2 separate regions of the Mus musculus genome follow, and region 1 is linked to region 2. The links are chromatin contacts, found by POLR2A ChIA-PET in ENCODE. All regions are on one chromosome and are shown on one strand. Each heading gives the region's core, a stretch centred on a gene start or an enhancer-like site at or near the end of the contact. The rest is flanking DNA. Distances are from core to core; before and after follow the strand shown. Region 1 holds the start of Ttc28 (tetratricopeptide repeat domain 28). Region 2 holds the start of Ulk1 (unc-51 like kinase 1).

Evidence for each region. ChIA-PET counts read pairs that join two places held with the same protein, here RNA polymerase II (POLR2A).
Region 1: POLR2A ChIA-PET joins it to region 2 with 14 read pairs in Patski. The contact joins the promoter of Ttc28 here to the promoter of Ulk1 in region 2. POLR2A ChIA-PET finds 5 or more read pairs at or near these places in 3 of 5 experiments (Patski and embryonic stem cell).

Annotation. Positions count from the first base shown.
Region 1 is chr5:110,877,773-110,882,539 of GRCm38, reverse strand. It overlaps Ttc28 (tetratricopeptide repeat domain 28), which reads right to left and starts at 2,737. Exons shown (of 23, transcript NM_001267622.1): 1 at 2,552-2,737. The coding sequence starts at 2,635.
Region 2 is chr5:110,806,679-110,811,785 of GRCm38, reverse strand. Ulk1 (unc-51 like kinase 1) reads left to right here and starts at 1,705. Exons shown (of 28, transcript NM_009469.3): 1 at 1,705-2,172; 2 at 2,567-2,659; 3 at 2,740-2,781. The coding sequence starts at 2,062.

The DNA of each region.
Region 1 (4,767 bases), core at 1,488-3,987, 70 kb before region 2:
AAAGACAGGTCTCACTATGTAGGCCAGGCCGCCCTCAAATCCTCTTACCCCCACCCTCCCAAATACAGGGATTAAAGGCGAGTACCACCACACTCACAGGGAATAAAGCTTTTTTATTTTTTTTATATGTTTTTAAGGTTGGTTTGGGAGTTTTGGTGGTGGTGGTGGTGGTGGTGGTGGTGGTGGTGGTGGTGGTGGTTGGTTGGTATTTTTTTGAGATAGGATCTCTCTGTGTAACAACAGTCCTGCTGTCTTGGAACTCTATGTAGACCAGACTAGCCTTAAACTCATAAAGATCTGCCTGCCTCTTCCTCCTGAATGCTGGGACTAAAGGTGTGTGCCACCACTGCCCGGCTTTCTCACTAAACCCAAAGCCCACTGTTTTGGACAGGCCAGCTGGCCAGTGAGCACCAGGGATCCACCTACCTCCACCTCCACATTCCCAGCTCTGGGGTTACAGGTCCCCGCCACCTGGCCCAGCCTCAGGTGGGAGCAGCGGAATGGAGCTCCTCTGCTTGCATAGAAAGCACTTTACCCACTGAGCCATTTCCTCAACCCCTAAAGACAATTTAAAAAAGAAAGAGAAAAGAAAATATCCCAAGTTATAAAACAACGCACCTGGAGATGACACCCTTGACCTTATGTTTTTCTCCTCCAGACTCAATCTCACCTCTCATGGTCTTTCTTCTTCTTCTTTTTTTTTTTTTTTCCCCAAGACCAGGCTGGCCACGAACTCAGAAATCCGCCTGCCTCTGCCTCCCAAGTGCTGGGATTAAAGGCGTGCGCCACCACTGCCAGGCTCACGGTCCTTTCTTATACTTGAATTCTCTATTTACTGAAAGACCCTACTGAAGTGAAATCAATTAAATGAAATTCAACAACATGAAGGGGAAAAAATCCATAACCTCAAACAATTGTATTGGGAAAAAAAAACATACAAAAGAGCAACTGCCAACTTTCTTGAATAAATAATAATCCAGATTTGCATGATGGAAATGTAAATATTAGAGACGAGATGACTCGGGGGTCAAAGCACTAGCTGCTCTTGCAAAGGGCCAGGGTTCAGCTCTCAGCAACCATTTCGAGGCTCATAACCATATGTAACTCCAGATGGGATCCGATGTCCTTTTCACCTCTGCTACACGCACATCCATGTAAACAAAACACTCATTTACATAAAAATACTTTTAAATTTTTAAGGGAAAATGTAACTGTTTACCTCGAAAAACAAAATACTAGAATAATAATGTTCTTAAATGAAGATAAGGAAATAGTACATTTTTAAAATTCAGATTTAATTATTTTATTTTATTTTATTGTGTGTGTATGTGTGTGTGTGTGTGTGTGTGTGTGTGTGTGTGTGTGTGTGTGCTTTTTTGCACCTGGCAGGGAGGTCAAAGGACAACTTGCCAGAGTCCAGTCTATCCTACTGTGTGAGTCCCAGGAATCCAACCCGGGTGCTCAGGCATGGTAGCAGACCCCTTTACCCACTGAGACGTCTATCTATCTCCCTGACCCTCAGAATTTAATCGATATACAGAGCTGACCCTTTATACCCTGCCAGGATACTAGCTGACCCTAATCAACATATACCTTGTTCTTTTTTACTAAAGTACACTGGGAATATCACATTATAAATAGCGACAAAAGTTAACCCGGGTGCTGAGAAAAATCATATGAAGTTAAGACTGACAGATGTTTATCTCAAATGACATCTTAAGTGTCTCAAGGGCTCCTAAATTGCAACCCCAGGATCATTCAGTCCTACAAATACATACTGAACATCTACTACATACTAGGTACCATGCAGGGAAAGTTGTCTGCTTATGGGACACTTTACAGCTCGCCAGACACCGCCCCCCATCCCACCCCCAGTCACAGCTTTGAAAACTTGCTAAAAATTCAAATTTTCCTTCTCTGCCTTGGGAAACCACTTTGTGCGTGTGTCTCTTGGTGCAGTATGTGGCTCCAGATTATTACTTTATACCCCGGCTAGTTAGTGGCTTGAAAACACACCACAGAGTAGAGGGAGAAAGACTACACTACTCCAGCCAGGAAAAAGTCCATTTTGCTCAGCATCCCTCACTCTGAGAGACACACCCAAACACTTGGAAGCCCAGGTAGACCTAAAGCTCTCCAGTACCTGCTTGTGGTGAGACACCAACAACCTTGTAGCCTTCTAGGGACCAAAAGCCCACTCCCTAGCAACCACACCTGGGATGGGGACCCCCGAGCCTCCCAGCCGCCCCGGTGGACTCGGATGCCCCCGCCCCGCACCCCAGCCCCGTCCCGCTCCGAGGGGGCGGGGTCGAGGAAGAGGAGGTGCGGGAGATTAGGTGCCCAGTGCATTCCAAGCACACAGCCGTGGAAACTGAGGCAGGCAGGCAGATGATGCACAGGGTCTGCCTAATGATTCGCTGCGGGGCTCGAACCCTGACGAGCGGAGGGGCCTCCGCCTGCAGGTCATCGTCGGCCGCCGAGGCCCGGCCCGGCTCGCACCGACAGAGTTTCACAAAGAAAGTCTCCCGGCCCGCGCCCCGCTCACACTCACCGGCGCCGGCGGAGACTCCGGCTCCCGCCGCCTGCGGCTCCGCGCCGAGGCCGGCTCGGGCGCCAGAGGCGGCGGCTGTTCCATCCCCGCGGGGCCCGTCGGCGTCTGCCTAGAGCTAACGGTCCCGCCAGCTAGGCGCGCGCACCGCTCCCGCGCGCCATGTTCCTGCCGTGCCGCGCGCCGCCGAGCGCCCCCGCCCTCACCGCGCACGCGCCCGCGCGCCCGCCGAGACAGCTCGCACCGCGCAAGTGCGTTCCCGGCCTGAGCCCTCCCGGAGCTGTTCGCTCGCTGTTCCCGGCTCTGCGCGGCCCCCCGCCGCACTGCGGACCACCCGGAGGGCACCACGCGGGGCCCGGCCCGTGAAGGCGCCAGAGTAGAGTGACTCGGCGAACGCTGGCCTCCTTGGCCTGTGTCGGCGCCCTCCCTTATCTAGCTAGGATCGAATCTTCAGAAACCCACCTCCTGCATCCAAGGATGCTGTCCTTACTGAGTGGCTCTCTGGAAGGTCAGACCTTGTGTTTCGAGCAGTTAAGAACCGAGGGATCCCTGGAAAAAGTGCAGCGCCTCGTCTCCTTAAAAACTGTGAACTTGGAGCTGGAGAGATGGCTCAGCGGTTAAAAGCACTGGTTGCTCTTCTAGAGAACCAGGATTCAATTCCCATCACCCATATGACAACACACAATTGCAACTCCAGTTTCAGGGAATCTGACAGCCTCACACCCATATGTATGCAGACAAAACACCAATGCACATTACATTAAAAAAAAAAAAAAAAAAAAAAAACTAGCACTCGGGAGGCAGAGGCAGGCGGATTTCTGGCTACCTCAAAGCGTGCACTACTGCCTCGTTACTCTTGGAACTTTTACATACTTGTTTGTTCCTCTCATCTTTATCATACACAGTGATGAGAACTTAACCTAGTAAACAAAAAAGAATATTCCTGATGATTTTTTCTTTTGTTTTGTTTGAGACAGGGTTTCTCTGTGTAGCCCTGGCTGTCCTAGAACTCACTCTGTAGACCAGGCTGGCCTCGAACTCAGAAATCCGCCTGCCTCTGCCTCCCGAGTGCTGGGTTTAAAGGCCTGCACCACCACTGATCATGTAACTGAGTCCTGAACATTCCTGATCATGTAACAGAGTCCGGGAAAGGTCTCTCTCACCTTCAGGCATACCTTTCTGCCTTGGATCTTGTCTACCTGGATCAAATATGACATGAGTCTTCAGTCTGTGATTCTTGTGCAGTCTTTCCACAGAGGGACTATGATGGTTTGTATATTCTTGGGCCAGGGAGTGGCACCATTTGGAGGTGTGACCTGGTTGGAACAGATGTGGCCTGGTTGGAGTAGGTGTGTCACTGTGGGTATGAGTTTAAGATCCTCACCCTAGTTGCCTGAAAGTCAGTCTTCCACTAGCAGCCTTTGGATGAAGACATAGAACTCTCAGCTCTGCCTGTGCCATGCCTGCCTGGATTCTGCTGTGCTCCCTCTTTGATGATAATGGACTGAAGCACTGAACCTGTAAGCCAGCCCCAATTAAATGTTGTTTTTCATAAGCGTTGCCTTGGTCACGGTGTCTGTTCACAGCAATAAAACCCTAAGACAGGAACCAATCTACTGAAGAAAAGGGTTCCCAGAGTCTGTTAGAGGGGCTCTTCCTGGTGCATATTAGCATATCAAAGTACATGCTAGCCCCTAGGCGCTCTCAGTTTAACAATTACTCTTGGCTCTTCTAGGCTAACAATGGGCTCTTCTTGGCTCTTCTCACCAGGCCCCCTACCTTAAACTTCTCCAGCTCTAGGACTTCCTTTCCCCTAGCTTCTCATTCCTCCAGAATCCTGCCATGCAGTCTTGGCACCCACTCTTTTGTCCTCCTTACCTTCATTGCATTAAATACTCAAGCCAACTCATTTCCCATTTGTCCTCTGCACTGGACCAGCGGAACCTCAGAACGGCCTCCCAAGGGAGTGAGCCTACCAACAGCCATTCACAGGAACAACTGTTTGCTCATGAATGTCCTCTCCTGGTGGAGTTTCTGAAGCAAAGTGCTCAATGTAGCTTAGCCAATAAGCTACAATGTGAGCAGTCATCAATTAGCAAAGTTACAATGGGTCAGAAACAAACAAACAAGCAAACTAAAGTTGCTATTAGAATTGTCCTGCAGGTGTTCCTGTGAACTCCTGAAACAAATTCCACTTTTTATGAGGTAAAGTGCAGGCC
Region 2 (5,107 bases), core at 456-2,955:
TAGACATATCCCTGGCTCCCTGGTTTCCTTTTTCCTTTTCTTTTCTTTTTTTATAAAACACAACAATGGACATTCCCCACCCCCATGGTATGCGAGTGGGCTAGGAAATGGCTTGAGGGTGAATAATCTAGGACCAGATTGAAATAGGGCATGTGTGCACACATGCTCACACATTTCCCTGTGTTATTGGGCTCAAAAATGGCATGTGAACAAAATTGCCCACATTGCACACCTCCTCCCCAAATGACTGTGGTCATAAGTATCATGAGCTCAAACATGCCCATGTCATCCTTCATATGGTGAGACTCAGAATGGGTATGTGCGACAACACACACACACACACACACACACACACACACACACACACACACAGAGCCTTTGATTTGGCATTGGGTCAACATGGCAATATACCCCTCCCCAAATGACAATGTTTGTATACATCAAGTGCTCCAACATGCCCATGCAGTTCCCATGTGACCAGACAGGCAAGAAAAACACCTGAGGCAAACCAAATGCCCATGCTATAAATAATCCCAGCATTTGCAGGAGAATCAGCAGCTCACGGCTATTCTATGTGATGAGCTCTGGGATAGCCTGGACTACAGGAAACCCTGCCTCAAACTTCCCCTCTAACAACAAAAGTTAAGTAAAATAATAAATGAAGGAAAACTGATGCCTTCGGTGAGATGGCTCCAAGGATAAAAGACCTTGTTGCCAAGTTTGACAACCTGAATTTAATGTTAAGAGTCACAAAGTAGACAGAAACATCTTTTACATTTTCCTCTGACCTTCACATGACCATGTTCTCAAGTCTCCGTCCCCACATACAGAATAAGCAAATGTAATAAAAGAGAGAAAATGGATGTGGTGGCACCTGCCTTTAATTCCAATACTCAGGAGGAAGAGGCTGAGGGATATCTGTGAGTTTGAGGTCAGCACGATCTACAAAGAGACAAAGCAAGTTCGAGACCAGTCGGGCCTACAATGTGAGAAGACTCAGTTAAAAAACTTTCAATCCCCAGTTCTCAGGAGGCAGAGGCAGGCAGATCTCTGAGTCTGAAGCCAGCCAGTTCTACTGAGTGAGTTCCAGGACAGGCAGGGATACACAAAGAAATCCTATCTCGACTTCTCCAAAAGAAAGCACAAACAAAACAAAACAAAACAAAACAAGTGGTAGGAAGTACGTAGGGCAGAGCTGGAGAGATGGCTCAGCTATTAAGAGCATCTACTGCTCTCCTGGTTTGGTTACCAGTTTCCACATGGCAGCTCATTACTGCCTGAAACTCCAATTCCAGGACCCGACACATACATGTTTAATATGAATGTTTCACGTGTTTATATACACATACACGGTGCATATAAACTCCTGTAGGCACACACATATACATATGAATAAAATAAGTAAATAAAAAAATGCCTAGGGCAGAGCGAGGAGCCACAACCAGAGATAGTTCTGACATTGACATGCCCAGTCTGCTCCGGCCCCGCCCATATCCTGCCTCCTCTCTCAAGTCCCGCCCAGTATAGGGCTGGGCCCATCGAGGCACCACCCAAACTAAGCCCCGCCCCGCCTTACCACCCACGAGGTGTCCTTCATTTCGGACCCGCCCATTGCCAGCTCCGCCGCCTAAGAGGTCTTGAGCTCCGCAGGCCCCGCCCATCGTCCCGCCTCCACGCAGTGCGGCTGCGCCGGCACCTCGGGCTCCGAGGCCCGGGTGCCGCGGATCTTTTGTTTCCCTGCGGGGCTCCGAGCCGCATCGTCAGTCAGGCCCGGACTTGGAGCTGGAGTGTGTCAGAGCTGAGTCCCGAGTCGGACCGGGTCCCGACTGTCAGCGCCGGGAGGGTACCGAGGAGGACGCCGAGGGAGCGCGCCCCTCCGTCCGCCGGCCTGTGGGACTGGGACCCGGCTCAGGCCTGCCCGATGGGGCACGGGGCCCTGGCGATGAGCCCGCGCCTCCGTCCCCGCGTACGCGGCCCGCCGGCCTCCGCCTGAGCCCAGCGCACCCCGTAGCGCCGCCCCGGGGCCCGAGCCCGGGCTCGCGCCCCCGGCCCGCGCGCGCTATGGAGCCGGGCCGCGGCGGCGTCGAGACCGTGGGCAAGTTCGAGTTCTCTCGCAAGGACCTGATTGGACACGGCGCCTTCGCGGTGGTCTTCAAGGGTCGACACCGCGAGGTGGGTGAGGCTCCCGCGGAGGCCTCGCAATCCCGGACTCCCAGCCCAAGGGACACCTTACCTCCGGTAATCCGTAGAGGGACCCAATTAAGGACCCCCCAGCCCGGGAAACCCACCTGCTACTCTAGCTCCAGAAAACTGGAGACGCCAGCCAGCACAGGATTCCCTACCTAGCCCCGAAGTCAGACCAGTTCTGAGAACCTAACCTGGGACTCCATCCTGGGACTTAAATTCCAGGCCGGCTGACAGACACTCACTATCTGTCTGCCTCTGGCAGCCTCCCATTCCAAGACCCTTGGGACAGCCACCCTAAGCCATCTCTGTGTTCCCTGCTTGGTGGGGAGCAGGAGGGGGGGTTGTTTTCAACCCTGAAGGTTCACGTTTGGCTTTTCAGAAGCACGACCTGGAGGTGGCCGTCAAATGCATTAACAAGAAGAACCTTGCCAAGTCCCAAACACTGCTGGGAAAGGAAATCAAAATCCTGAAGGTGAGCCAGCGCCTCGGGGGAGGGGGAGAGGGTGGGTCAGCTCTTTTCTTGCTCATGAGAAACTTGGATTTGTGTCCTAGGAACTAAAGCACGAAAACATCGTGGCGCTGTATGACTTCCAGGTAAGGCTCAGCGTTGGGCTTGGGGGAGGGGTAAATCTATTCTTGCCCTTGTCCCATCCACTGTTGCTTCAGGACCTAGGTTGCCTGGGGCTGGAGCCCCCCTGAGGGCAGATGATGGCTTTAGATTAGTATTTGGTTTAGGTGAAAGGAGCTGGGTTCTGAATGCCTTGTCTCACGCTTGTCCTACTGTGAGGCCACTTAGGGCCAGGGAGACCTCATCTCTGGTCCAAGTTTTTCCTGGCTTTTCCTAGGTTCTGGGGACCTCTCTAGCTTATATGTTGCCTGCATGGGAAGGAAGGCGGCCATCAACACTAATGTTGAATCTCTGGCGATTGCCTGGTTTACATTGTTTGGGTTCAGCGTACCCTGGTGCCAAAGACCCTTTCTTCACTGTGATGTCTGACCCAGTGGCCCTTACTGAGAATGGGGTTCCGGGCAGGCCCACCTGTCTGGGCTGGCGGGTTTGTTTGTTGACATTGCTTCAGCGGCCTGGCATTGGCCAGCCCACTCCTGCGTCAGAGGCTGGAAGGGGGAGGGGTTGCTGGAGATTCCTTCTAGCCGGCAGTTGGGGCTGGGCCCACTCATCCGGCCGGCGGGAGGTTGCTACCGCCACCTCAGAATTGGCTGCCTGAATGAGCAAGCCAGCTGACCAGCCAGCTTCTGTGCTGCCCTCCAAGCCCCCCAGCCCAGTGGTGGCAGGGGCTGGAGGCCCTGGATGCGCTCGTGTGGGGACCGGGAACCCTAGGTACTGGTCCCCAGCAAAGTGCTGACTAATGATTTTGAAACCTGTTTACTGGGGCCACGGGACCAGCCCTGGCTGAGGGAAGTTCCCAGCAGGCAGCTAGCTGTGTTTTGGTGGCCTCCTCCCCTTCCTTCCTCCCCTGCTCCTCTTCCAACTTTACCTTGAGGGCTGTGACTTGTCATGAGGTGACATGTGGGCCGGGCCAAAGTCCTGTGTGACAGGGAGTACCTGGCAACAGCTGGAAACATGGTGTTCTGGGTTTTAGAGGTTGCCCCCTCTGCAGCCTGCCTTTCCTACCCTTCCCCACTGCTGCTTTCTCTCCCTGTCCCCAGTGCTGTAGGAAGGGCCCCAACGGCACACACAGTATGTGCTTCTTAAAGGACCCAGGGCTGAGTTAGATGGCATGACCTTCCTAGGGTCAGATTCTGGGCCCCTTTGCACCTTGAGATCCCCTCCAGATCCACAGTCCCCTGCCAGGGCATTCCCATAAAGGCCTCACTGGAACTGAACGGATAACAGTTAGGTTCACTGCAGACTTGCGGCCTGTCCCCCTCAGGTTTCCACTTGTTCTGCTTGCTTCATCTAGCTGAGACACCTGATTAAGGACATCTGTTGTTTCCCCCAGTTTTGGTCATGCTGTGGCTTCCTTTGCCAAGTCCCTGCCCTCTCCCTAGGATGCAGGGTCCTTCACCTCATGACACAGGGGTTGCTGCTTTGATATTTGTTTAAGATACATACTTTGGGCAGAGAAAAAAAGATGATTTGGCCGAGAATTCTCTCTCTCTCCAATAGCAGAAGACGGATAAAAATAAAAATTAAAAACATTGTTGGGCTGGAGAGATGGCCCAGCAGTTAAGAAGAGCGCTGACTGCTCTTCCAGAGGTCGTGAGTTCAATTCTCAACAATAACAGGGTGGCTCACAACCATCTGTAATGGGATCTGATGCACAGCTGCAGTGTACTCAAAAAATAAATCTTTTAAAAAATACATTGTCCAGTCCCTGTGCCAGCGGAGGCTTGCTGTCCTGTCTCCTCTTAGGCATCCCCACAGTTTTTGGTTTCTCCCTGGAAATGTGTTCCTTTATTGCCATAGCAACCCCATACTGTCCTCCATGGTCTCTTAGGGAAGGCAAGAAGCTTCAGTTTCTTGTCACACACTGATGTCTCACCTGCTCTGAAGAATCACACTTGGTTCCTTATTGGAATGATAGCTCACAGGCTCAGTGTTCAGAGTGGACTATGGTGCAGTTCTCACCTAGGTTGGACCACACAGGCTGTGCCATTGCTTCCGGTGTCAGGCCAGGGTTAGGGCATTGGGAGCACAGATGGTATTTGCTCTTGTCTCTGTTGCTGTGGTGGTTATTTAAGGTCATGTGGTGCCTAGACTTGCCTGTCTGTGTGGTTCATTTTACTAACCTAACCCTCCTGAGGGATACAAGCTATTCTGGGATTCTGGCAAGTCAAAATGTGGTCATGACTGTCCTTGGGCTCTTTGGCTAGGATTGATATGTAGATGGATTCCTAGAAGTTGGAGCCCTGGGCAAGAGGTGTGTATACTGTAGTCTGAGGGACTGTTGTCAGATTG